Regions from separate parts of the Homo sapiens genome. Here region 1 is linked to region 2. Evidence: chromatin contacts called from ENCODE Hi-C or POLR2A ChIA-PET data. All regions are on one chromosome and are shown on one strand. Each heading gives the region's core, a stretch centred on a gene start or an enhancer-like site at or near the end of the contact. The rest is flanking DNA. Distances are from core to core; before and after follow the strand shown.

Region 1 (6,297 bases), core at 2,602-5,101, 64 kb after region 2:
ACAAAAATTAGTTAGGCTTGGTGGCAGGCGCCTGTAATCTCAGCTAATCAGGAGGCTGAGGCAGGGAGAATTGCATGAATGCAGGAGGCAGAGGTTGCGGTGAGCCGAGATCGCGCCACTGCACTCCAGTCTGGGCAACAGAGCAAGACTCCATCTCAAAAAACAAAAGATCTCTAGAAATGAATGTATCTCAATAAATGAGTTGATGTGACTGAATTATCAATTTCATAAATGCCATGTCACACTAAAATGATCTGTGTACTCAATTAAAAGGAACAATTTTAAAAAGTTTAGTTTAGCCTGCCAAAGTGAATACTAGAGAACAAAATAGAAGTGCTTTCTCCTTTCAACAAGTGAAAATGTCTTGAAATGCTGGCTTGAAAAATTAAATAATGTTTGTTTTAGAGAGTTTCTTTGCTTTCCTTAACTTTAATTCTGGGTCAGTGTGCCCACTTAGTCTTTTACATTTGGCAGAAGCAAAACAAATAATGAAATACTCAAAGCTAATCCTAAGGGTAAACCATGATTTACAGTGCATTTTAAAATAGGAAGTGTTGACATGGTAGTAGTCTAAAAACAAGTTAATATACTTGGTCTTGCTAATTTCTTTTAGATATACTTTTCTTTTTTTTTTTGAGAGTCTCACTCTGTCACCCAGGCTGGAATGCAGTGGCACGATCTCGGCTCACTGCAACCTCTGCTTCCCAGGTGCAAGTGATTCTCCCGCCTCAACCTCCCAAATAGCTGGGAGTACAGACGTGCGCCACCAGCCAGGCTAATTTTTGTATTTTTAGTAGAGATGGGGTTTCACTATGTTCTCAAGCTGGTCCCAAACTCCTGGCCTCAAGTGATCCACCCACCTCGGCCTCCCAAAGTGCTAGGATTATAGGCGTAAGCCACTGCGCCCGGCCTAGATATACTTTTCAATGAGAGAGTTGTATAATTGATACTGAAAGATGAGCAGGTTTTTTTTATTGAAATATAAGTTTCCAATAAATCAAAATATGATTTAAAAAAAAGAGTAAATGCAAACAACAGTATCCCACTGTCAGGTTCTCAAATGCCGTTTTGATGGGATAAATCCTCCTCAGTAAGGACAATGGCATTTTTTGGTTAAACCCTACATCACTAGTCTGAGAACAAGTCTCGGTCATCACAATCGACTCATGCGGTGATTGGGAATTCTTTCAGGGCAACAGGCAATGTGTTAAATATGCACTGTTGAGTACACTGTGCAAAGTTATGAAATTCTCTCTTTCCCTCCTGACATTTTTTTTTCCAAGTACTTCACTGGCTACTCCAGAAGCAAAGGAATAGAGAAAAGAGTGAAATCAGAACTAGTGAGTGGACTTGGTTACTGTAAGATCACTGGTAAAAGTCTGAAAGAAACAAAAGGATAAAACCAAAAATGAAATTTATATATAATAAAATCATTGACTTCTAGTGAGAAAGGAGATTTTACAGACATTCTACTCCAAATGTTTGTTATAGATAAGGAAATTGAAGCCCAAAGAGGTCATGAGTTGCCCAAGTTCTGTAGCTGGTTATGGCATGGTTGGGACTAGAGCCCAAATATCCACTCTAGTAATCTAGTTTCTACTTCCCTTGCCAGTGGAACTATTCGCATTTCTCCTTATAGAACCAATTCTCCGTTGTTAGCAAACACGGACTCCCCAAGTCTTCAGAATTTAGGGTCAGCTCTTTTAATCACTAGATAAGAACACAGAAATGTAAAGAAATGCCAAGAAACAACTTCTTACTCCGCAGGGCCCCACGTGATCCAACCCTCAATGACCAATCGCACCTCCCACCACTCTCCCCCTTGCTAACTCCACTCCAGCCATACTGGCCCCTCTCTCATCTCCAACAAGCTGCTTCCAAGCTGAGGGCCTGGGCCCTTTATTTGGCCTCTTCTTCACCCAGATCTCGGCATAGTTCACGCCTTTTCACCATTCAGGTCTCAGTTCAAGCACGCTTCCTCTAAGAAGCCCTTCCTAACCACCCTAACAACCAACTCTTCCTGTCACTTGAATACCCAGGTAGCTCCACAACTTGGTGCTGGGAAATCCTTTCATTTACATTTTTATAAAATTGAAGGGAAAAGACACAAAGCCTGTTGGCATCTATCCCAAGAATATCTCCTGGGCACTTCTAAGTAAAGGCCACTGCCAGCAAAACAAAAATAACCAACTTTCAACCTACTCAAGACATGCAAGAATTCAAGACCAAATCAGAATGCATCCCAGAGTTCACCTGATTCTGCCAGCAGGAGCCCTGCAGTGCTGAATTTCTGGGCATGTGAATGATACATTGTTGTACTGAAACATTCATTTTCCAAGATTCCTTTCCAAATTCAACTCCATGGTCTTTCTTTTGTCTGTTTTGCTAAAGGGCAAAATACTAACCTGTTTCCAAGCTATTCAGCAATATTTTGGCACAGGTAATCCAGTAAGAGAATTGTTTGTATAGAACAGAGCTGATGTTAATAACAGGGTGCCCTAACCTGCCCCTCTTTCTAAGCTCTTCACCTATAGATGACAGCCCAGCTATTCACATTTAACTCTTACCTGATGGCTGTTTCATTGCAGCTCAAAGACTTACCTGCATATGATTAAGTCAACACGCAACACTGGGTGCAACATCTAAGCCCACATTTAAGCAAAGTAAAGAGCTTGAGATCATCTAAATGGGAGCGGGAGCAAGGGAGAACTCACTATCCACTGTGTTTTTGTTACCTTTGGCAAATTCTCAAGGGTAGGGGGTCAGGACTGCCAGTGCCTGGCACTGTGCCTGACACATTACAAACAGGTGCTTAATAAATAATGATTTCATTATTGAATAAATGCCTAAGCCTTGGGAAAGCCCACCTTGCCCAGAGCCACTCAGAGTGCATGTCAACTCCATCTATAGGAAGTGTGTTGTGAATTCAAGGTTAGGTTCTACCAATTATTTCCCAGCTCATGACCTTGGGTAGAATACTTAACCTCTCTTAGCCTCAATTTCCACACCTGTAAAACAGAGCTAACAGAATCTCCCTTCCAGGGGTGTTGAAAAAAACAAATAAAATGCCAGGTTTTGTAATTCTCTGGAAAGAAGCCTACCAGCGTTTGACTTTGGCTCTGATCAGTGTAGTGCCATTACCTCCTGCCTACAGGTCCCTGGATTTTCAAGCAGGGTGACAAATTGGTGGCAGCTGCATACATGACCCTCCAAACACTTGGCTTCCTCATGAGGAACTAATGGTTGTTCTGTCATTTGTCTGCTTTTCCTTCACCTTTGGGATTTGGAGCTCATTAAAGACGAGGGCCGAAAGGTAGCACAAACATCAACATCTTTGCTAGTTGTTCCTGTTCAGGCACCACTAACCTGGACAAGCTCAGGTTTTGCTCCCCAAATCTCACCGTAGTTCTGGAGACTTCTGAATCTAACAAACAAAGGTCCTGGGAAGACCACATTCATTCCACACCTGACCCCAACACCACATCTACTCTGAGGTTACCCCAAATCTCTGAACAAAAACTCAATCACCTGTGCTCGCTGCCTTTCCTCCCTGGCAGGTACCTTCCAAAAAAATAGGAACATAGGAAGTGCCAAAGCAAGGAACTGCTTCCAAGGCAGCTGACATCACTGGATTGTGAGGTAAAGCTAGAGGTTTCTCCCAATCTGTAGTGGGGAAATCTGGGGACAAACATTTATCTTCAGAGGCCTGTCTACACTGCCCCTTCCAGTGTCACAGGCTGTCACAATTCACCTGGCTTTGAAGACCTGTGGTGTTCAGCTGAAGACCATTCTCCCAGCATCAACACCAACAGGCAAAACCATCAGATGAAGCTTTCACAGCTGCCAAGGTACTTGCTGTCCTCAACATATTTCATACTCAACTCGGCTCTATTTTATTTACCAGTCTCCTCCCCTAGTCTTGGAAAATTCTCCTTTCAGCCCTCTGCCAAACCACATCCCCATTTCAAACCTTTCCAATTTCTCACCTCCAAAAAGCAGCACCAGGCAAGCACACCTGGCTCCAATTATTCCAGCAATGCCTTCCCCCAGCCCCAGCCCCAACCCCAGCTCTAGCCCCAGCCCTAGCCCCAGCCCCACATCCCCCTAACATGCCTGATTACTTAGCACTTAACGTGTTTATCTCAGCCCAGCTGTAGTTGATTACATCTATTTGGTTAAGTTTCTATCTCGTGTATTTAGGGCGATGAGATGTTTCTACGTCTCCGTACTTTCTGTTACAGGTGTTGCTCTTTGTCCCTGGATGCACGGTGACCGTGAGCTCCGAGGGCTGCCTGTCTCCTCACTCCTGCAATGCTTTGCACCGGTGCCCAGTTCACAAAGGCAGCTGCAGCTGACTGTCCAACTGCCTGGTTCTAATTTATGTGGAGAGAGGCCTCCACTCAACAAACTGAAATAATTAGTTCTTCTAATCTTCTGCATTTCAATAAATAAAAGAAAGACAGGGAAAGATTCACATGTACTCTGTCCTGACGAAACAGTAGAGCTCTTTGGAAAATCATGAAATTTTTACTGTGCAAGGCAGTAAGATATAAGCAATGAAACTCAAAAGCATTTTCCCAAGTATTCAGAGACCAGATCTGCCCCCAGATCTGTAAATCCTACTTAATCTAGGTTAAAAAAAAAAAAAAAACACACATAAGAAGACATGAGACACCCTTAGTTTACATTTCAGCTCTTAGGTGGTTCCTTATTCACTGAATGCTGAGGGTTTCTTTAAGGATATTTTGTAGTTTAACAACTCCAGAAATGCTTTTGACTCTAATTCTCAATTGGTATTTTGAAATATTAATTTTCTCAATGTCTTTATATTGACAGAAAATAAAAAAAGAAACTGAGATCCAAATGGGTCTACACATTTGCCCTCAAGTTTAAACAAAAAAGATCACAACAGAGGGAAGACCAAAAAAGAGGGAAGTCTTTTATTAAGACTCACAATCCAGTGCTGTCTTCTATACCTTGAAGCCTTGGTTTAAGAAACATTACTTTATGCCCAAGCCATACATACCAATATCAATAACTAGATCTTCAAAAAATATAATTAATGAGAAACTTCCATATATAGAATTTCTAGACTTAACCTATTTGCTAAACTGCTACATCAACATACTTATTTATTCATGCAAATGTTTATTTCACAAATGTTTCTTGACTGCTTACTATGTAGTGGGCACTGTTCTAATTCCTGGCAATACCAACTAAAGATAAAACATCTATACTGATGATATACTAGCAGAAGAGATAGACAGTGAACATATTTAAAAATAAATATCAGGTGGTAATATAAGTTACATTTTAAAGTAAAACAGTAAAAGAGAGTGTGTCTGTTGTGGGGTGCTATGACTATTTTAAATGGGGTGGTCAATGAAGGCCTCTCAGTGGAGGTAATGGCAAAGCAGGGACTGGGTGAAGGCAGCCACATGAGTAACTGGGAGAAGTACTTCAGGCAAAACAAAGAGCCCATGCCAAGGACAGGAGGCAAGATGTCAGGGCCCACTGCAGCACAGTGAGCAATGGTGAGAGTGCTGGGAGAAGGGGGAAAAGATCATTCAGGGCTCTGGTGGGGATTGCGCATTTTCATTGAAATGTAAAAAACCATGGCAGGAAGCTGAACTGGTGAACTTCGTGACTGGACGGAAGTCTTTCAAAAGATCATGCTGGCTGCCACTTAGAGAATAGATCTTAATTGCTAACAATGATAGCAGCTGACATTTATGGAGTGCTGATGATATTCCACGCACTGTTCTAAGCACCAGTCATGCTTTAATTATTTAATCGTCACAGCAACTCTATGAAGTAGATACTATGATTATGCCCACATGAGGAAAATGAAGCATAAAGAAGTTAACTGACTTGCCCAAAGCCCCACAGCTCATGAGCAGTGTAGCCAGGCTTCCAACACTGGCGCTCTACCCCAGATCTTGCACTCCTAAGAGGGATGGGCCAGAGGCCCACTGCCTCTCAAGTAAAAATGTGATGGTGGGTCAGACCGAAGGTGGTGGTCAGAAGTGGGCAGATTCAGAATATGGTCTTAGGGTAGAACAAATAGGATTGGATATGACATCTGAGCAAACACAGGAAGTCATGGATAATAATGCCAAGGACTGTGGCCCTGGCAACTGTGTGGTAGCGTCCTTTACAGAGCTGGGGAACACAGGAGTAAACAAACTGGAGACAGGAGGGAGCATGGAACTCAAACTAATGTGAGTGTGTGCTCATTTCCCATACTGCTGTAACAAATTACCATAAACTGGGTGGCTTAGAACAACAGAAGGCTAT
Region 2 (6,265 bases), core at 617-3,116:
AATATGATGAACTGATATGAAACTGAGAAAAGCTAAAATATTTGTTAGTTTCCCCTAGAAGTCTCCCTGAGACAAGTCAACCTTATATTTCACACAGAAAAGGTTAAAAAACAATGACAATGCCAGTCCCAGCAGGACCTGGAAAAATTAATTCTCACAATGAACTTGTCCTTTCGGCTTGCTGTGTTTTTGGCCTGCAAACTATCTGAAAAGCAAAGATAAAGCCAGAAATCTCCCTCCATGGAAAAGCGTCTTGATTTATCACTCGTAAGGTACTACTAAGTAGCACGCATGGAAAAAAGAAACTCATGCTGTCAGGATTTATTATCTAAGACTCCATAAAACTCACAGTTCCCTGCTAATAGTGACTTTAATATTTCAGTTGGGCAGTTCCAAAACAAAAAACCTCAACCTGCAAGACCTTGGGATTAAACTTTTCTGCCTCACCTAAAAATGCCAAAATAACCATCCGAATGGATGAAGGCCCACAAACCTTAGGCAACTTCTGGGGGTGCTTCTCCATCTTCGTACACAGCGTCAGCTCACACTGTAGAAAGAGCAGTGAGGTGTTGAAGACAGGCTTGAAGACAAAGCTGAATCGCTTCTTATCCATGTCAGCTTGCGGGATAGGAAAGTGCACTCTCTTGGGACTGTAGAATTTCACAGATTCATCTTTAGGACAAATATTCTCAATAATGGTGTAATGAGACATCCTATCAGGGTTCGAATATGGAGAGATAAAGCACGTTTGGATGGCAAATCCCAGTTCTTGTTCAGCCTTAGTAACAGATACCTATGAAAGAACAGAAAGATGAATTAGGAAATGAGTTAGCATCTCACTTTCACTTTAGGCACAAGGACCATATGCCAAGACAGCCCTTCAGATGACACGCTGCTTTATCTTCATAACATAGTTATAGCCTTCTTTCTAATTACAAAAGTAACACACACACATTGAAAGAAAAAGATATTTTCCACTTCAATTTGATATAGATGATGACAGTGAATTATTTCTTTCAAATATTAGTCCATTAGATTCAAATACAAGATGAGTAAGTCTCTTCCACCTCCCAATGAGTCCTCTGAGAGCTAAAAATAAAAACATATTTTGCATTTAAAGTGGATTTTCCGAAGTAAATAAAACACCAGTAGGCAAAGTCCCTAATGTTTTAATAGTACAACACTTATAAGCTAAGCTCTTTTTAAAGACTGACCAAAAAATAGAGTTCAGCGGCAAAATCTATTTAACCTAGGCAGGAAGACTGAGCTTCTAAATTGCAAAAAGTCAGAGTAAGCCTGATGAGAGTCCTGCTTCATCGGCGAGAAGGCAGAGCTGGCTCCGGCGCTGGGTGTCAGTGACGGTGCAACCTGGAGGCCATCATGGGCCTGGTAAAGTGTCCCAGCTGCTCACAGATCCAAATCAGCCTTGCCAAGTACTCCCCCTTCGCTCCATAAGCCCAGGGGTAGTTTAGGGGAAATCTAATCTGGAAACGTTTCCGACTCATTTATACTTCCCCCTTTGAAAACACTTGTATGGGCTACGTCCAAATTTTGTTAAGGTTCTTTTCCTTAGAAACAGGAAGTAATGTTTAGCCAAGTGTAAACAGAATTCAAACCTCAACTATCCTGAACTTAGCTAAAATCCCCAGACCAGAGGAGATTCTCCATTTGGTGACACGTGGATCACTGCATGAACTGCCCCTCCCTGCTATGCCTCATTCTTTGACTAAATTTAGGATCAAAATAAACTTAAACACTTGTAGAAACAGCTAGTCCTTACCCATAGACCAACAGCCGCAGAATCATTTCAAAAGACATGGAGATAGAAACAGACTTTCCACGCTGAGATACCCAGGGGAAACCCCTGACATCACATGGGGCTTTGAATCCGCAGCACTGTTGTGAAAGATTCCTACGTGGTGGTTAACTGCAGGACACTCAACAGTGAAAATGCTAATGAAGAGGATTCTGATAATGTCACTGTGGTGACATTCTGTAAATACTAACACTTCAGTATTTTTGCAATACTTCTGAAAAACAAGATATTCTATCTTGGAAAGGTGGCAAATTACATATGTGCTATTACTAAAAACTGCCGTTTAACATGAACTCAGAAACCACATGCCAAAATGTGTAACAGAGGGACTGCAAATCTCTTCTCTAATCTCAAAAGAAAGTATGTAGCGGCAGAATGTCTAAGGTATCCCAAAAAGGGATACCTTTGTAGCAGAGGGAAAAAATATATATTATTTTTTAATATATTTTATGTATATATAGTTTATATATATAAATTATCAGCAAATCTTTTACTAAAAAGGATTTTACTTTTAGACCAGAAGTGAGTAGGAGAAGGACTACGGGCTTTGTAGTGAGACGAGCTCATAAAAATTACATGCTCTCCTGCTCACGTGCTGGGCACCGAGACTCAGTTTACTCACCTACAGAATGAGAACACGAATACCCACAAGATATCATAATTGTGAAAACTAGCAAAGTAAAAGTTACATGCAAACAACACAGTTCCCAGAGTGTCAATAAATGCTACCTATTAGTAATAGTAGTATTCTAGATTTAAAATTTTGGGTTATTAACAACTGGGTTTGTAAATTCCCCAAGACAAATGAACCAAAAGAAAACTGCCATTATGTGACCAACAGTCACCTGGAGATGACCAATGAACAGGTGGCAACACTGTTAACTTGGATTATGAAAGGGACTGTATGGTGTAGAGGGAATAGAGGATAAACTATGAGAAATATAGGTGATATATGAAAAGGTATAAATGGGAAAACAAGAATGGAAAAAAAAAACTACCAATAACACACTTCAAGTAAGCCAGCATTTGAAGGATGGGGGAAAAAACCCAAAATATCCAGGGTAAGGTACAGGAGGAAGATTGACCACTGATTAGCATAAATCAGCAAAGCCAGGCATAGATTTGGAAAAGAACAATCTGCAATTATGCAGCACCCCTGAAATCCACAGCGCAATAGGGTGCTGTTGACCAACTGCCCATGTGAACTGTACAGCCAGAAAAGCAAGAGAAAAACAGCCATCTTGGCTTAGGAAAAGCATGTAGAAGGCAGTATATTTTCCCCAATGGAGAAAGAAGGTGTGCTCAAAGAAAGAGAACTCTCAGAATGGGGGAGGGGCAGAATCCATATGATCAAGGAAAACAACATCTAGCGCCAGCGGGCTCTGTCCCAGAGTCAGTGCGAATGTGAGAGTTATGTGTCTTTCCAAAACAGAAACACGTGCACCAAAGTCACTTTTAACATATGGAAGTACCCCACTTTGACCCTTTAAGCTTCTCACCCCTCCCACTATGAAGCTGAGCTTGCAGCTGAGCACCAAAACCAGCTCATTAGATGAGGACCTTCCCATAAGACCAACAGATGATATGCCCACTTGAAACACTAAGGTTGAAACATGAAAGGTTGTACCCAGGGCACAAGAAACAGCAGACATCCTGGTGCCATAAGGACATTTATCTTTTCTAGAATCCACTCTCTGAACCTGGATGTTTGCATTGATAAGACGTTATGTTTTCTCCCCTTTCAAATGGCACTTTGGAGATAAGTGATAGTCGTATCCAGCGAAGATCAGTCAGAGCTCTGGAGTCACACGGCCTATGAGCACTGAATCTGAACTCCACTAGTACCAGCTGTGTGGCCTCAGACAAATTTGTGCCTCAATTTTCTCATCCATAAAATGAAGATATTATTAGCCTCCCTTATAGGATGGCTCTAAAGAGTTAACTAACTGCTGCAATACTTACAACTCTGTTTGGCACATAATAAATCTGCAGCAAATGTTAGATGTTGTTATTTCATTATTACCGCCACTGCCTAATATTGTGTAGTCACTCCAGATTCCAGATTTAGGTTGCACATGATTATTAACATTATATATAGGAAATAGTTTAAATAAGTTTATACAGATACTCAGATCATGATCTAGAAAAAAAAATGTCATGAGTTATAATAGCACATAGCATTTCACTTAAAAGTGAGTGCAATTTAAAAGATAACAAGTCAGTTTCAGTGGCGGCATGGACCCACAGGGATTTGGCTGCCCTGCTGGGGGCTAAGGGGACTGTGCAGGGAAAAAAAAAGAAATAAAAGATAACATATGAGGTGGTTTTGAAATATTCCATGGTTAACTCTAACACTGCAACTACTGAACTACTGTTCCAAAAGCAAAGGACAGGGCTTTACCAGTAGAATTCACACTTGCCAATTTTTTTTTTTGTTAACATTCATCTACAAAATACTGTCTTCACTTAGCATAATGTATTAAATCTTGAAATTTCCTGCTTTGGTCAGAAGTCAGTCTGGAAGCGTTCTCTGAGCCAATCCCTCATCAGACCTGTTGAAGGTCTGTGAGGTAGGACAGGAAGAGGTCTGTACAGGGTATTTTAGCTGATGTCTAAGGAACTATAGCCCAGCACTAACCTAAAAGGTCAAGGCTAACTTTCAGGTCTCACCTCAACATAAACGTGTCCATTCTCTGGCACAGAGAAGACGCCCTGGGAGGGCACCAAAAAGAGGTCAGTGTTGTATAGCTCCATGTTGAAGGTGATGTTTCCGTGGGGCTGTTCCTGGAAGCTGCTGGGGTTCCTCACCTGCTGAAGGCTGCAATTAAACTGGAAATAACAACCCACAGGAAGATTAATGACAGTCATATGAAGGATGAAGGCCCTGTAGCTTCATGAGCTTTGGCTTTTAACATCTGATTTTATTTTCAGATAGTCCCTAACTAAAGCCAACAAAATAGACAGCATTTTCCACAAACCCCCTACTGATAACAAACACATACCACCACGATTTCAGGTCGGGTGAACAGGGAAGCATCTCCTTCATCCATATCTCCCGGAAATCCATTATCACCTGACTCCAGATCTTCATAACCATCTGGCCAACCACTACTGTCCCCAAGGGCTGGAACCTGTATCACAATCTAAAAGGCAAAGAAAGCACAGCCAATGTTATAAAAACACCAAACCATGTGTGTTTGGTTCTGCCTCACACAAACACTCATGTAATCATTCTGATGCAAATTGAAAATCTGACTTTAAGACAAAATAATAAAATAACATCCAGGCTTTTTCGAATTATATCTTCAAAGTGATGAAGAATAAGGAGAAACCCAATGCAGGTTCAAGTTAAAAGCTAAACTAATATTTGTATCTTCTCTTGTGAAAAATAAATATTTATGTTGTAACCATATTGAATAATTACAAATGATTTCAAATGGTGGGAAAACACTAGATACTAGAATGGAGTTGAATGGAGTTGTCAAGAGACTTGCCTATACCGTGAGAAGGGGCTTCCCCTTAAGAGTCTTTATATTATAAACTCTAAGAACTACTAGCAGTTGGCGAATACAAGAAGCTTTGGTTATATATATCCTTTAAGAGTTGTAGAAAGTTTGGTTGGAGTCAGCAGCGAAGGACCTAATGTTTGGTTATATATATCCTTTAAGAGTTGTAGAAAGTTTGGTTGGAGTCAGCAGCGAAGGACCTAATGTTTACTATGGAGCACATCTCTTCATTGCCGCTCTTGTACCCCTCTAACTTTTGCTCATTTCTTCCCTAAGAAATCTTTCTCTATGGTGTATGGATGTGGAAAAGAATACGTTTTATTCCAGGAATCTTTTTTTTCCACCTTTTTCGCTATCCACCTGCAGATATATTCCCGGAATCTATCTTGACATAGGTTGAAATTATGATTCCTGGATTATTTCTAAATAGGATGAGAAAATTCACCCAAGGGTCATGACGCCATAAATGAAATCCTAATTTCTTTTGCTTCACATGCTTGGATTCTGAACATGATGCAAAATAGAAATATATAGTAAGTCTGAAAATTACTACAAACAATTATAATTGGTGAGAACAGCTAAAACAGTCTCCAAAGGGAGTAGGATGGGAAGAAAATTAAAAAAAAAAAACAAACTGCCTTTCTCTCTGTACCAGGTCCTCCAAAGAAAGTACTGACGCCAATTAAAGGAAGCATCTAGGATATTGCTAAACTCAAAGATCATAATAAAGAAAAGAAAAATATGTGAGAAAAAAAGGAACTTTAAGGGATCATTACATGCCTTTCTCTCCTGAAGCAACTGACTTTTTTTTTTTTTTATTTTTTCTTAACAGACATATTACTGTAGCCACTTTTGGTGTTAACTTGGACCCCAGTTTTAAAATGCCATAATCAAGTATTTCAGTAATATATGACATTCATTATATCTGTAGACACTGGATAAC

The links. A loop is a pair of places that touch in the nucleus more often than their neighbours do. ChIA-PET counts read pairs that join two places held with the same protein, here RNA polymerase II (POLR2A). Pooled maps may share reads with other maps.
Region 1: a loop to region 2 is called in a map of endothelial cell of umbilical vein, with 2.1 times the contacts of the local background. The contact joins two enhancer-like sites. A Hi-C loop is called at or near these places in 3 of 168 maps with a recorded cell type or tissue (K562, endothelial cell of umbilical vein and natural killer cell) and 2 of 50 pooled maps. POLR2A ChIA-PET finds 5 or more read pairs at or near these places in 3 of 52 experiments (WTC11, activated CD8-positive, alpha-beta T cell and naive thymus-derived CD4-positive, alpha-beta T cell).

Annotation. Positions count from the first base shown.
Region 1 is chr1:91,773,525-91,779,821 of GRCh38, forward strand. All of the region lies in intron 3 of TGFBR3 (transforming growth factor beta receptor 3), which reads right to left. Among named protein-coding and RNA genes, the nearest start is that of TGFBR3, 110 kb to the right of the region's middle. Within about 2 kb of position 3,852, at least 5 of the 41 ENCODE cell types and tissues checked have a DNase peak (open chromatin) inside an H3K27ac peak, as active enhancers do.
Region 2 is chr1:91,711,750-91,718,014 of GRCh38, forward strand. It overlaps TGFBR3 (transforming growth factor beta receptor 3), which reads right to left. Exons shown (of 17, transcript NM_003243.5): 11 at 4,819-4,959; 12 at 4,487-4,645; 13 at 494-793. Among named protein-coding and RNA genes, the nearest start is that of TGFBR3, 170 kb to the right of the region's middle. Within about 2 kb of position 1,867, at least 18 of the 41 ENCODE cell types and tissues checked have a DNase peak (open chromatin) inside an H3K27ac peak, as active enhancers do.